Linked DNA regions of Homo sapiens: region 1 is linked to region 2. Evidence: chromatin loops called from intact Hi-C (ENCODE). Cell type or tissue: pancreas. All regions are shown on one strand. Each heading gives the region's core, and the rest is flanking DNA. Links, peaks and the distances in the headings are about the cores only.

Region 1 (5,601 bases), core at 451-5,450, 140 kb before region 2:
AATCGGGTACATGATCGGGGAGGGGAAGGGAAAGAAGAAGTCATTCACCCTGCAGAGCATCTTAGGACCATTTTCCTTTCCATGTCATTTCTCCTTGATATTCCCCAGTGTTTCTCACTGGGTGCTGTTGGCAGTTTGGGTGACTGGGAGGCCCTGTCCTTGCAGGATGTTTCTTGTCCCTGGCCTCCAAGCATCTAACATGCTAGCATTCCCTACAGCCATATTGTGAAAACCAAAAGAATCCCTCCACACATTTTCTCTCAACCCCTAGGGTGCTACCACACTCTGCAAGAACCACTGCAGGTTGATCCAAAGCGCTGTCCTGGGGAGAGGTCTGTATCTGGGACAGCTGAGGATGGTGGCCCTACATTGCCTGCCATTTTATTTGGTTTCCAAATGGGCCAATTGAGCAAAAGAAATACTTTCTATCTACGCTGTCAGCTTTCATCAGTTGACATTGCCTAGCAATGTGTCTTTAAACTATATTTGCTAGGGAAGCAATGGGATTTGGCATCTGGAAATAGAACCAAAATCATCCTGTTTGCCCGCAGCAGTGGAAGATGTGCAGGGGAGAGGGACTGGCTGTTTTGATCACTGGAGAGTTCAAGGGGCAGGAGACTGAAGACTGCTGAGGCCAAGGCTACAGCTCTTGGGGAAGAAGGAACCTGGGGCAGGGCTGAGCTGCATGGGATCGACTCTGACGCACCTCCACATTAAGTGAACTCGGGCAGTAGTGTGCAGGAGCCTCTGGTGCTGTCCCTGAGCGCCGAGCTTGTTTTCCCAACCTGGTGACATCACATGGGAGTCTTGAAATCAGCCAGGGAGGGAGCATTTGCACCACAGGAATCAGCAAATGCTAGAGATGAAGTCTGCTTCTCCCTACCAAAGGTTGTTGATAGGTTCATCATTGCTTTGGGGGTCCCTGAGAGCCCGCGCTTGGCTGTAGGTACCACCTTATCACAGAGGGAAGTTGTACCTTCTACTTCCTTGCGCTCAGTCAGTAACAGAGCCCTGGGCAGCTGTCCAAACCTGCCTGAGGACTGTGTTGTTGCTCAGCCAAACCCAGTTCTCCTTCTAGAAGAAAGGAGGGACCCCTTCTATGGGAAAGGGGTTGATCTAGATTTTTATATCAGCACCCATTTTTACTATAATCACTGCAAGTTCCATTCTTATCTGATTTTAAAATAAGAATTTCAAGGGGGTTGAGGAGTTGGCTTATTTTTATTTTGTTTGGCCATCCTTCTAATCAGATTTTCCGTAAGCCTGAAATTAAAAGTAGGCTGGGTGCGGTGGCTCACGCCTGTAATCCCAGCACTTTGGGAGGCTGAGGCAGGCAGATCACCTGAGGTCAGTAGTTGAAAACCAGCCTGGCCAACATGGTGAAACCCCGTCTCTACAAAAAAAATTAAAATTAAAATTAAAATAAATTAGCCAGAGATGGTGGTGTGTGCCTGTAGTCCCAGCTACTCGGGAGGCTGAGGCAGTAGAATCGCTTGAACCCAGGAGGTGGAGGTTGCAGTGCACTGAGATCATGCCACTGCATTCCAGCCTGGGTGACAGAGTAAGACTCTGTCTCAAAAAAAAAAAAAAAAAAAAAAAAAGTAGTTTGCTTTTACTAAACCTAAGACCCAACAGTGAAGAAAGGTGGCCAGGAATATTTTGAAAAATGAAAACAATTGGGGAGTTGCCCAGATTGAAAAATTCACCACCTGTAAACTGCATTTGCGTAATTAAAAGTTGCTGCACCATCCGTGCAGTCTCACTGCACCCTGCCACATGGGCAAGGCCACATCGCCTCTCAGTGCTCTTATCTGGCCTTCCCAGACCGTGAATGGTCTTCCCCATCAGCTTGCTAATGTTTAGTCTTCTTGTCTGATGAGAAAGTGAAAGCTAAGTTGCTAGGGAGAAAACAGTACTGGAAGAAAGAAAAGTAGAAACTAGGAGATTTACCAGGGCTTCAAAGAGCAACACAGTTACCAAATAACATTCATTCACTCACACACTGAAAAGATATTTCCAGTGTCTACTGTAAGAGCTGTTCTAGGCACTGCAGAGACCACAGTGAACAAAATCGGCAGAACCCAGCCAAGAAACCGATAAGAAAAATGTGTAAGTCAGGTCAAGGGGTGGCAAACAATGGCCTACAACCCACTGCCTGCTTCTGTAAATAAAGTTTTATTGAGACACAGCTACACACTCTTGTCTGTGCCTGGTGTTCCTACATGGCAGAGTTGAGTTGCCACAGAGACCATCTGGCCCTCTACAGAAAGGGTTGCTGCCTCCTGGGGTAGGTGCCATGCAGGGAATTGAAACAGGATGAAGTGAGATGAGAGGATGGTGGAGTCTACTTTCACCTGGCTGATGAGGACCTCTCTGATGTGACACTGAAACCAAGACCTGAAGGGCAAGAAGAAGGAAGCAGCCCGAGGAAGGGCTGGAGGAAGACAGAGGAATAGGGAGTGCAAGGGGCCGGGTAGTGAAGGGTTGGAGGAGCTCAAGCATAAAACAACAAAGAAGGAGGGTAACTGGGCTAGGGTCAGAGGATGTACCTGGGTGTGCAGGCAGAGAACAATGCCCGACATGACCCGAGAGGCGGCACAGCTCTATAGACCTTACCCAGCGGGTGAGGAGTTTGGGTTTGGGCCAAGTGCAGGCAGGTGTGAGATCTGCCTTAGGTTTAGGAATTCTCCCGGCTGCTCAGACTGGAGCCTCAGGGTCAGGATGGGGAGCAGAGGGACCTGATAGGAGGTGATCTTGGCAGCCAGGGGAGATGTGACGGTGCTTGGACTGGGGCTGTCCAGGCTCTATTACTTAGTGAGCCTTGGGCAAGAATACCAGGGAGGCTCCTACTCCTGTGTAAATATTTAAAGGATGTGATTAGAGCTAATACAGGTAAATACATTCTACCCTACACACACACACACACACACACACACACACACACACACACACACACACCCTTATGACCACCTGGAAGGTTCTGAGTCAGAATTCTGCGCTCCTTGGAGTTCGGTTCTGCCTCCTCCTCTCCCCAGCCTGGTCTCGCCCTGACTGCAGGAGGTCTTGCCCACACCCTGGATGCCCCAGGTCTCCTGAGTACCCTCCAGCCACACCCACAGACCTAGGGGACACACACTGGAGAGCACTTCAAACCATGAGCCAAAAATGTCGGTGGCACCATAGTCCCCTCTCCTCTCCCCTAGAGGTGTTGGCTGCACATGGCTCCCACCTGGCCCAGCCAGGGAGGGCCCGACCAGCCTGGGCTTCGTGCCAGCCAGGTCTCAGGGTTGTCTTGTAACTTGTGTTAAACACACACTGTGTAAGGACTACTGAACTCCCCCTCCAAATAAATCAGTCTTCCTAGCACCTTCTAGACCTGGCCTGGAGCCCTCTCTGAGTTGGAGATAGATCATTACGTGGATGAAAGCTGCTTTCCCAGGGAGAGGCCTCTGCGCCACAACCCGTCCCTACCCGCCATCTGGTAGTGAAACGTGAAAACGTGCCTCCACCAATGAGGGAGATATATTCGGATGTGCTTAGATTCCCCAAGGTTCTTAGTGAGCAGGACGAGGGGTCATCTGCCAGGATCAGCTGAGATTTTCTTGTGAAGGGAAATACCCGAGGATATTTTGCTTTTCTTTGCCTTTCAAGATGATGGTGAATTCTGTAAGTCTAGATCAGCGCAGTTTCCTGGCCTCTCTTCCCAAAGACTTGGTGAAGGGTGAGTGGGCACATCTTGGCCAAGGCTGACAGCTCCTGGTGGAGGGGAAGGGGGTGCACCAAGGACAGGTGCACTCCAATATTTCACTCCAAAGGGTGCCCTATTCAGGAAGTGCCTTCCGAGTGGGATGCACTGTGAGGGGCCCTCCTTGGATGGTCCTCAGTGCTGTGGGGTTCACCTTCAATGTGCACATCCCTGTCTGTTCCTGTCTCCTCTGCTTCTGAGGAACCTGCCACCTCCCTTTCAGTGTCCAGCAGTGGGAGGAAGACCTGGTAGTGAGTTCTGGCTTTGCTCTGTCACCTTGGGCAAGTGCCTTGGCCTCTCCAAGCCTCAATTTCCTCATCCGAAAGGGAGGAGGATGGCATTAACCACAAAGGTTCCTTGGAGGTTTTCATAGGGAATGTGAGTGAAGGCATAGCATGAGCTGGAAGGCGCCGTGCACGTGGAAGTTACTGCTGCAGACAGGAAACACATCTGTCTCAACTCCTCCTGCTGCCTCCTCCCTCCTTCTCCATTTATTGTGCTGGCCCATGAAACAGGCAGATTGCCAGGAGCTTCTGAACCAGCATTGCCCTGCGTGGAATTTGAAGGAGTGAGCTGGACTGTCAGTACAGGGAAGTCACAGGCATAGCTTGCCCTCATACACAGGAGCAAGTCAGCCTGCAGGTTCAGTCGCTTCTAGAAGCCTCTCACAGGGGCAGCGGTGTCTGTAGTTGACCATGGTTCGAGTCTCCTGAGAGTGGAAGGGCCTGTGGGATTCCTGCAGAAGGAATGAGCTTGCCCCATTCCTGCAGACAGGACAGACGTGTGTGCTGAAGCTCAAAGTGTCAAGATCCACAGGCACAAAACAGGAAGAAAGAGCTGCAGGCAGATTCATGGCACAGTTTCTTTACCAAAATGGGGGCACCCGGGATCCAGTGACTGGATTTAACCAGGAGCAGTTTTCTGCCTTCCCCTGGTCTCAGATGAAGCAGACTCGGGCCGGTACCAAGAATCTCTGTGTGGCAGGAGCTGCGTTCAGGGAATAGATGGGGAAGTTTGCATCTACCCTGTGGGATGCTCACCATGGAAGGTGACCACTGCTCAGCACAGTGGACGCAGCTCAGGTGCTCATGCATGGCATGGTGTGGGTATAGCCTTGGACTCACAAGGAAGACCCAGGGCTGCTGCGGAAGGCTGGAGTAGGCTGGGAGGTGGAATTGCTCCAGGGTCGGTGGCAGCGCGGCAGCATGGGCGCACCTGGTGCACGTGGCGCTGGGGACAATTCAGAGCCCCATTCCTTCCAGCCTGACAGGTGCCACCCCCAATGAGTAACTCCTCATAATAGAATCTGTCCAGCTTTTTTGCTGATTCAGGTAATCAGTCAGGGACATTGCTATCAAGACCCCCAGTCCTTTCCTTTCCCTTTGGTGCTCTGTCTCTGAACCTGTTGGGATTTGAGGTCAGAAGAAAACACCAGAGTACAGACCACCTCGTGTTCTACAGATCATGGTTTGGTGCCGTGGCCTCCACCCCAGCTGCCCCAGCATTTTACAACACACCTTGTGTCACGCTCCCTTGTAGAATTTATAGACAGGGACGCACCTACTACACAGATAGTTTCAAAAGATCAGTAGCATGCCCTAACTGTAATATAACACAGACCTTGTGGGAGCATGCGCATAGTGAAATATGCTGGATGTCAGCATGCATGTGCTAGGACACAGGCAGGAGGAGGCTGGGAAACCCAGCAGGTCCCTGCACTCACGCACAGGATCACTGAGTGCAACCCCCACAGACGCCCACGGACACTGGAGGGCTGGGATGGCAGCTCCAGCACCACAGCAGCGTGCTGAGCTGATGTCCAGAAATCGGAGACAGCACTCAGCAAAGATAAAAGG
Region 2 (5,601 bases), core at 166-5,165:
ATAAGGAGCCAGACTGGCTGTCATCTCAATTTTGTACTCAGGAGACCCTAAGCAGAAAACCCAGCCAAGCCGACTGGACTTCTGACCTACAGAAGTGGGAGGCAATCAACAAGTGTTGTTTGCTGCCTCTAAGTGTGTGGTGATTTGTTCTGGCAGCAAAAGAAAATGAATGCCGTTAAGAGGTGAGGTGCAGAAAGAAGAAACAGAGTGGGTCTTTGGATGCCCCCTGGAACCTAATACTATGTTTGACATTGGTGTTGCATCCAGATTTCAAAACAAGATCCCGGCTGTCCTTCTACAGTATCGCCCCAGGAACAACAGAAAGTAGTCACAGGGAGAATCACCAATTCAGTTCTTCTAATGAGGAGCTTAGGAAGACAGAAGTTTGTGGTTTGCCTGCAGTGGCTTTTCTATTTAGTAGGGGGACAGAGATGAGGACTCCAAACTCGTGACTCTCAGCCTAGGAACCTTCCAGAGACCACTCCAGGAGGGACGCATGAAATGTCAGCCCTCCTCACATTTTGCCTGTCTACTCACCTTTCTGTAGACGGCAAAGATGGTTCCAATGGAGGCCAGGCAGTCAATATTGGAAGATTCATCCAGTGGGTCAAAGCAGACCATGTATTTCCTCTAAATCAGAGAGGGAAGCACCACCCAGTCAGCACATCTTCCCATTAGCACAATTGCGCTGTCAGGGCTGTGTGCAGCAGAGAACACCACATGGAAAAAAGATAAGAGAACCATGGCATATCCTTATCGAAAAACACCATGACTTACAGAAGGCAGGGTGTGTCAGCTTACATAAAAATACTCCTTTGGGTTTTGTATTGGACAACTCGCCTGTCCAATGTGAAGACGAGAAGATAAAGTGGGTGGGGTCTTGAAAGACCCACATCCCTACACCTAGCCACTCTGCTGTCACAGGCAGCTCCAGCCATGGAGGGAAGTCCCTGGGTCCTTTGTACAGCCGCCTGTGTGCAAGGTCCTGAGAGAGCCCTTAGTGATGGGGGCTGGAGCCCCTGGCTCATTAGACACCAGTGACAAAACTTCAAGTGAGATGAGGGTCATTTCTCCCTCTACTCAAATTAGTTTTCCCTGACTTTCCAACGAGTATTAGCCTAGTCTCATTTGAGCTTTGTTTCTGTTTTTGTTTTGTTTTGTTTTGTTTTGTTTTGTTTTTTCCATGCTCAGTCAGAGGCAGACAAAAAAAGTTTGATAATCTATAAACTTAGAAATTCCCCAACATCTCTATAGTAATCTAATGTATCCCATAGTGATCCGATTTAGCCCACTCATGCATGTTTTTATTCAGCAGATACTTGTTGAGCTTCCAGCATATGCTAGGAACTGTTCAGGGCACTGGGATTACAGGGGGGCGGCAATACTGGCAGCAAGGCTGATTTCTTGGAACTGAGATTCTAGTGTGAGAACAGGCAGCACACAGGCCAGCACACACACAAATAGGTTGTGGTGTGTGCCCTAAAGAAAACCTACGCAGGCTGGAGGGGCTGGTGACCCATGAAGGGGGTCACATTTGATGACAGTCTTGACTAGCATTAAGGAATGAAGACACACAGAGAGACCCAGAGAACAGATTTTTTTTTTTTTATCAGACAGTCTCATTCTGTTGCCCAGGATGGAGTGCAGTGGTGTGGTTACAGCTCACTGCAGCCTAGAACTTCTGGGCTCAAGCAATCCTCCCACCTCAGCCTCCTGAATAGCTGGGACTATAGGAGCACACCACCATGCCCAGCTAATTTTTCAATTTTTTGTATTTTGATTTATGTTGCCCAGGCAGGTCTCAAATTCCTGAGCTCAAGTGATCCTCCTACTTCAGCCTCCCAAAGCGCTGGAATTGCAGGCGTTAGCCACCACGCTCATCTTAGAGAGGAGAGTTTTAGGCAGAGAGATTAGCAGGTGTGGAGTATTCAAGAGCTGGCATGAAAACCTGTGTAATTCAGACCAATGGTAGAAGACAATGGTAGATTAGACAGGAGAGAGAAACAAGGGTCATGTCAACTGAAGTTGAAAGTTTAAAATAATAGGGGTGATGTGGCTTAAATTGTGTGAGACAAGTGTAAAAGTGCCTTGCACAGTACCCGGCATATAGCAGAGGTTAAATAAATTTGGCTTTACTTTACCTTTTCCATTCTTCCAGCTGATCACAAAGAAATAGCCTCTTGTCCCCAATTTCCAATGTGTAAAAGAAGGGCAAATAGCCCAATAGATGCTATTCTATTTGAGAGAGAGGCAGGTCAGTGCTTTGTTTCATAGTTCATTGAAATATCAGGGCCAGTGTGCTCGTGACTCCTAAGGAGTTCAGCCAACTTTTTGGGTCAAATAGAATAGCATCTATTCTGTGTTACTATATTGCTGCTGAACATTGGTTGAACCTTTTGACCGCCAGCAAATAAAAAGCTATTCATGGACCCATAGTGAATACGGTCCCTCCCTAGCCATGCCCTGCACTAACCAACTTTACCATCGTGTTGAACAAGAGCACAGGATCCTCGTGATTTCCTTTCTAGAGTAGTCTAACAGCTCATCAGGCATGAAGAAATCTCTGCTGGAACCATAACCCCCTTGCAAAATGTGGGGTGAGGGTGGCAGTGGAAACAAGAAGAGGGGTGAGAGTACGAGGCTGTGTTTTACATCTCTTCCCAGGAACTCTGGTTTTTACTGGACTCCACATGTTCAAGCCACTGACAGATAAAGTCAACAGCCGTGAACAACCGCCCACTGAAGTGGTTCCGTACATCACTCTGAACTATTTCCTGAATGAATCACTGTCCTACTGTAGAGTCTTCTTTCACTAGACAGCTCAAGATTTCCAACTAGAAAAGTGGCAATCCATTGTTTCTAGAAAACAAATACTAAGAAATAGAGGAAAAATCCAGAAATTAAAGAAAAACAGATTGTTTCTGGCTTAGTAGCATCATCTAATGGCGAGCAGGGGCACTGCAGCCCCTGGACGCACCTTCCTGGCGATGATGGTCACGTCCTTTTTCTTTTGTATGAGATGGGGATCATGGGCTGAGCAGATGCCCCAAAGGTGTCTGCCATGCTGTATGCAGGAATGCTGAGGTTTCATGCAAAAACGTATGTTGGGATCACTTGACGGGGTGCATGGAAAGTATCCTAGCAGAGTTTTGCTAGTAGAGAATGTGCCCTCCGCTAGTACTCTAGAGTCACAGCCCAGATCCTAGCCTTCGGGTGGAGGTGCCGCCCTATGAACGGCCATCAGACTGTCCTATTGTTCAGAGACTCCTTTCGTCCTTACTACTTCATCTCAGGCCTGTGAGGATCTCTACCAAGCAGAGCAAGCCCATAAATAAATAGCTTTGTGCTCACCAATGCATCAGTGGCGCTGAAATAACTGTGCAGTGGACACCACTCTCCCTCCCTCTGGGCCTTTCAGCTGCTCTGTGTGTCCACGCTGTTGTGTGCCCTGAAAGAACTTTGAGATTTGCTGAAAGGTCTCCAGCTGCAATTTCAGACCATGTGGATAACTCAAATGTCTAACATTTAAATATGGCTGAAAGGGGTCGACTGCTGGGCTGGATGGTGGCAGAAGTAGCAGGCTTTCCCTTGGATCTCTTTACAGGGCAGAGATGACTCCTTACAAATGGCACCAGTAATCCCTCTGCCTCCTGATACCCATCTAACAGAAAAGTGCACCCTGCTCATAAGAAAACCCCAGGCCACATTTGTCTTATGTGACCCTGGTCTCTGGCTACAGCTGACTTGACACAAACTAAGACAATCAGATTTTTTTCTTCTGGAACTTGCTGTGAGACACAGAGACACAGTGGACTGGATGACAATGCTGGGATGTGAAGGATGTGTCCTCGAGGCTAGGAAGGCAGTAGGTGCTGGATTTCATGAGAGTCCCCTGAAATATTCCAACAAATTCCCTTTCTGCTTCAGCCAAAATGAATGGGTTTCTGTTACATACAGCAAAGTTGGCCTTGAGTACAACAACAGATATTACAATTAACATTTTGCAAATGAAGAAAGGGAGACTCAGAGAGGTTAAAAATGTTGCCAAGCTCAATCTACCCCAGTCAGGATAGCATAGATTATGCTGCAGCAATAAATAAGCCAGAAACCCCAGTGGCTTAGTACAGCAAAGATTTGTTTCTCCTTCCCATGCCAGGCTGATAGCAACAGGGTAAGTGGCTCAGGCCTCCAGGCTCCTGCTGAGTCGTGACCCTGTCTCTAAATGCATGGCTTCAGAGGTGGCTCAGAAGGGAAGAGAGAGGATGAAGGATTGAGCCTTGGGTGTAATTCTACCCCCACTCCATTTGACAAAACCCCTGGCCCTCAACAAAAAGCAAGAGAGGCTGGGAAATGTAGTCTTCCTATGGGCCCAGGAAGAGAAATGGGTGTGGGGAGACTGATCTCCACCAGCCTCTCACACAACTGGGATGGGCAGAGGCAGAACCTGGCCTAAGGCCACCCTGACCCCAGCATAAGGCATCTCGCCAGCACTGGTGCCAGCGGCCTTCTCTGCAGCTCACCAGGACTCCACTCTCCATCACCAGCATCTCCATCCACCTCACTCCAGCTGTGGCTGCCACAAGGAGTCCTTGCACCTCATGGCAGCACCTCAGTGCTTCAGGGACCAAAGGATGCATCTCTTTTTATTTTTCTTTTATTTTTAGTTTTTTAATTTTTGTGGGTACATAATAGGTGTATATATTTATGGGGTACATGAGATGTTTTGATACAGGCATGCAATGCATAATAATCAGATCATGAAGAATGTGGTGTCCATTCCCTCAAGCATTTATCCTTTCTGTTACAAAAATCCAATTATCCTTCTTAAGTTATTTTTCAATGTACAATTACTTTATTTTTGACTATAGTCACTCTACTGTGCTATCAAATAGTAGGTCTTATTAATTCTTTGTAACTATTTTTTTATACCCATTAACTATCCCCACCCACCCCTGCCAATCCCCTCCCACTACCTTTCCTAGCCTCTGGCAACCATTCTTCTGCTCTCTATGCCCATCAGCTCAATTGTTTTGATTTTTAGATCCCATGAATAAGTGAGAAAATGCCACGTTTGTCTTTCTGTGCCTGGCTTGTTGCACTTAACATAATGACCTCCAGTTCCATCCATATTGTTGCAAATGACAGAATCTCATTCCTTTTTATGGCTGAATAGTACTCCATTGTGTATATGCACCACATTTTCTTTACCCTTTCATCTATTGATGGACACTTAGGTTTCCTCCAAATCTTAGTTATTGTGAACAGTGCTGCAGTAAACTGGGGAGTGCAGATTTCTCTTCAATATACTGATTTCCTTTCTTTTGTGTATATACCCAGCAGTGGGATCACTGATTTGTACGGTAGCTCTATTTGTAGTTTTATGGGGAACCTCCTAACTGTTCTCCATAGTGGCTTTATTAATTTATATTTCCACTAATGATGTATGAGAGTTTACTTTTCTCTAGATTTATACTCATGTGTGCAGAAAATGCTGAAGATTCTACCAAAAAAACCTGTTAAGATAAATGAATTCAGTAAAGTTGCAGGATACAGAGACAAAATACAGAAATCGGCAGCACTTGTATACACTAATAATGGACT

The links. Hi-C counts contacts between places; a loop is a spot of excess contacts. Peaks named below come from ENCODE experiments on the same cell type or tissue, not always from the same donor. Only the 100,000 strongest peaks of a DNase experiment are listed, where the experiment ranks them.
Region 1: it touches region 2 in a loop (4-fold over the local background); 98 of 110 quality-filtered maps call a loop at or near these places.

The regions. Positions count from the first base shown.
Region 1 is chr9:87,672,939-87,678,539 of GRCh38, forward strand. All of the region lies in intron 19 of DAPK1 (death associated protein kinase 1), which reads left to right. Among named protein-coding and RNA genes, the nearest start is that of CTSL, 50 kb to the right of the region's middle. In pancreas, for the core only: no CTCF peak of the experiment used is centred there; DNase peaks (open chromatin) are centred at 2,658 and 3,253; H3K27ac peaks cover 453 bases.
Region 2 is chr9:87,810,117-87,815,717 of GRCh38, forward strand. It overlaps the pseudogene LOC100420576. Among named protein-coding and RNA genes, the nearest start is that of SPATA31E1, 70 kb to the right of the region's middle. In pancreas, for the core only: a CTCF peak has its summit at 2,948; no DNase peak of the experiment used is centred there.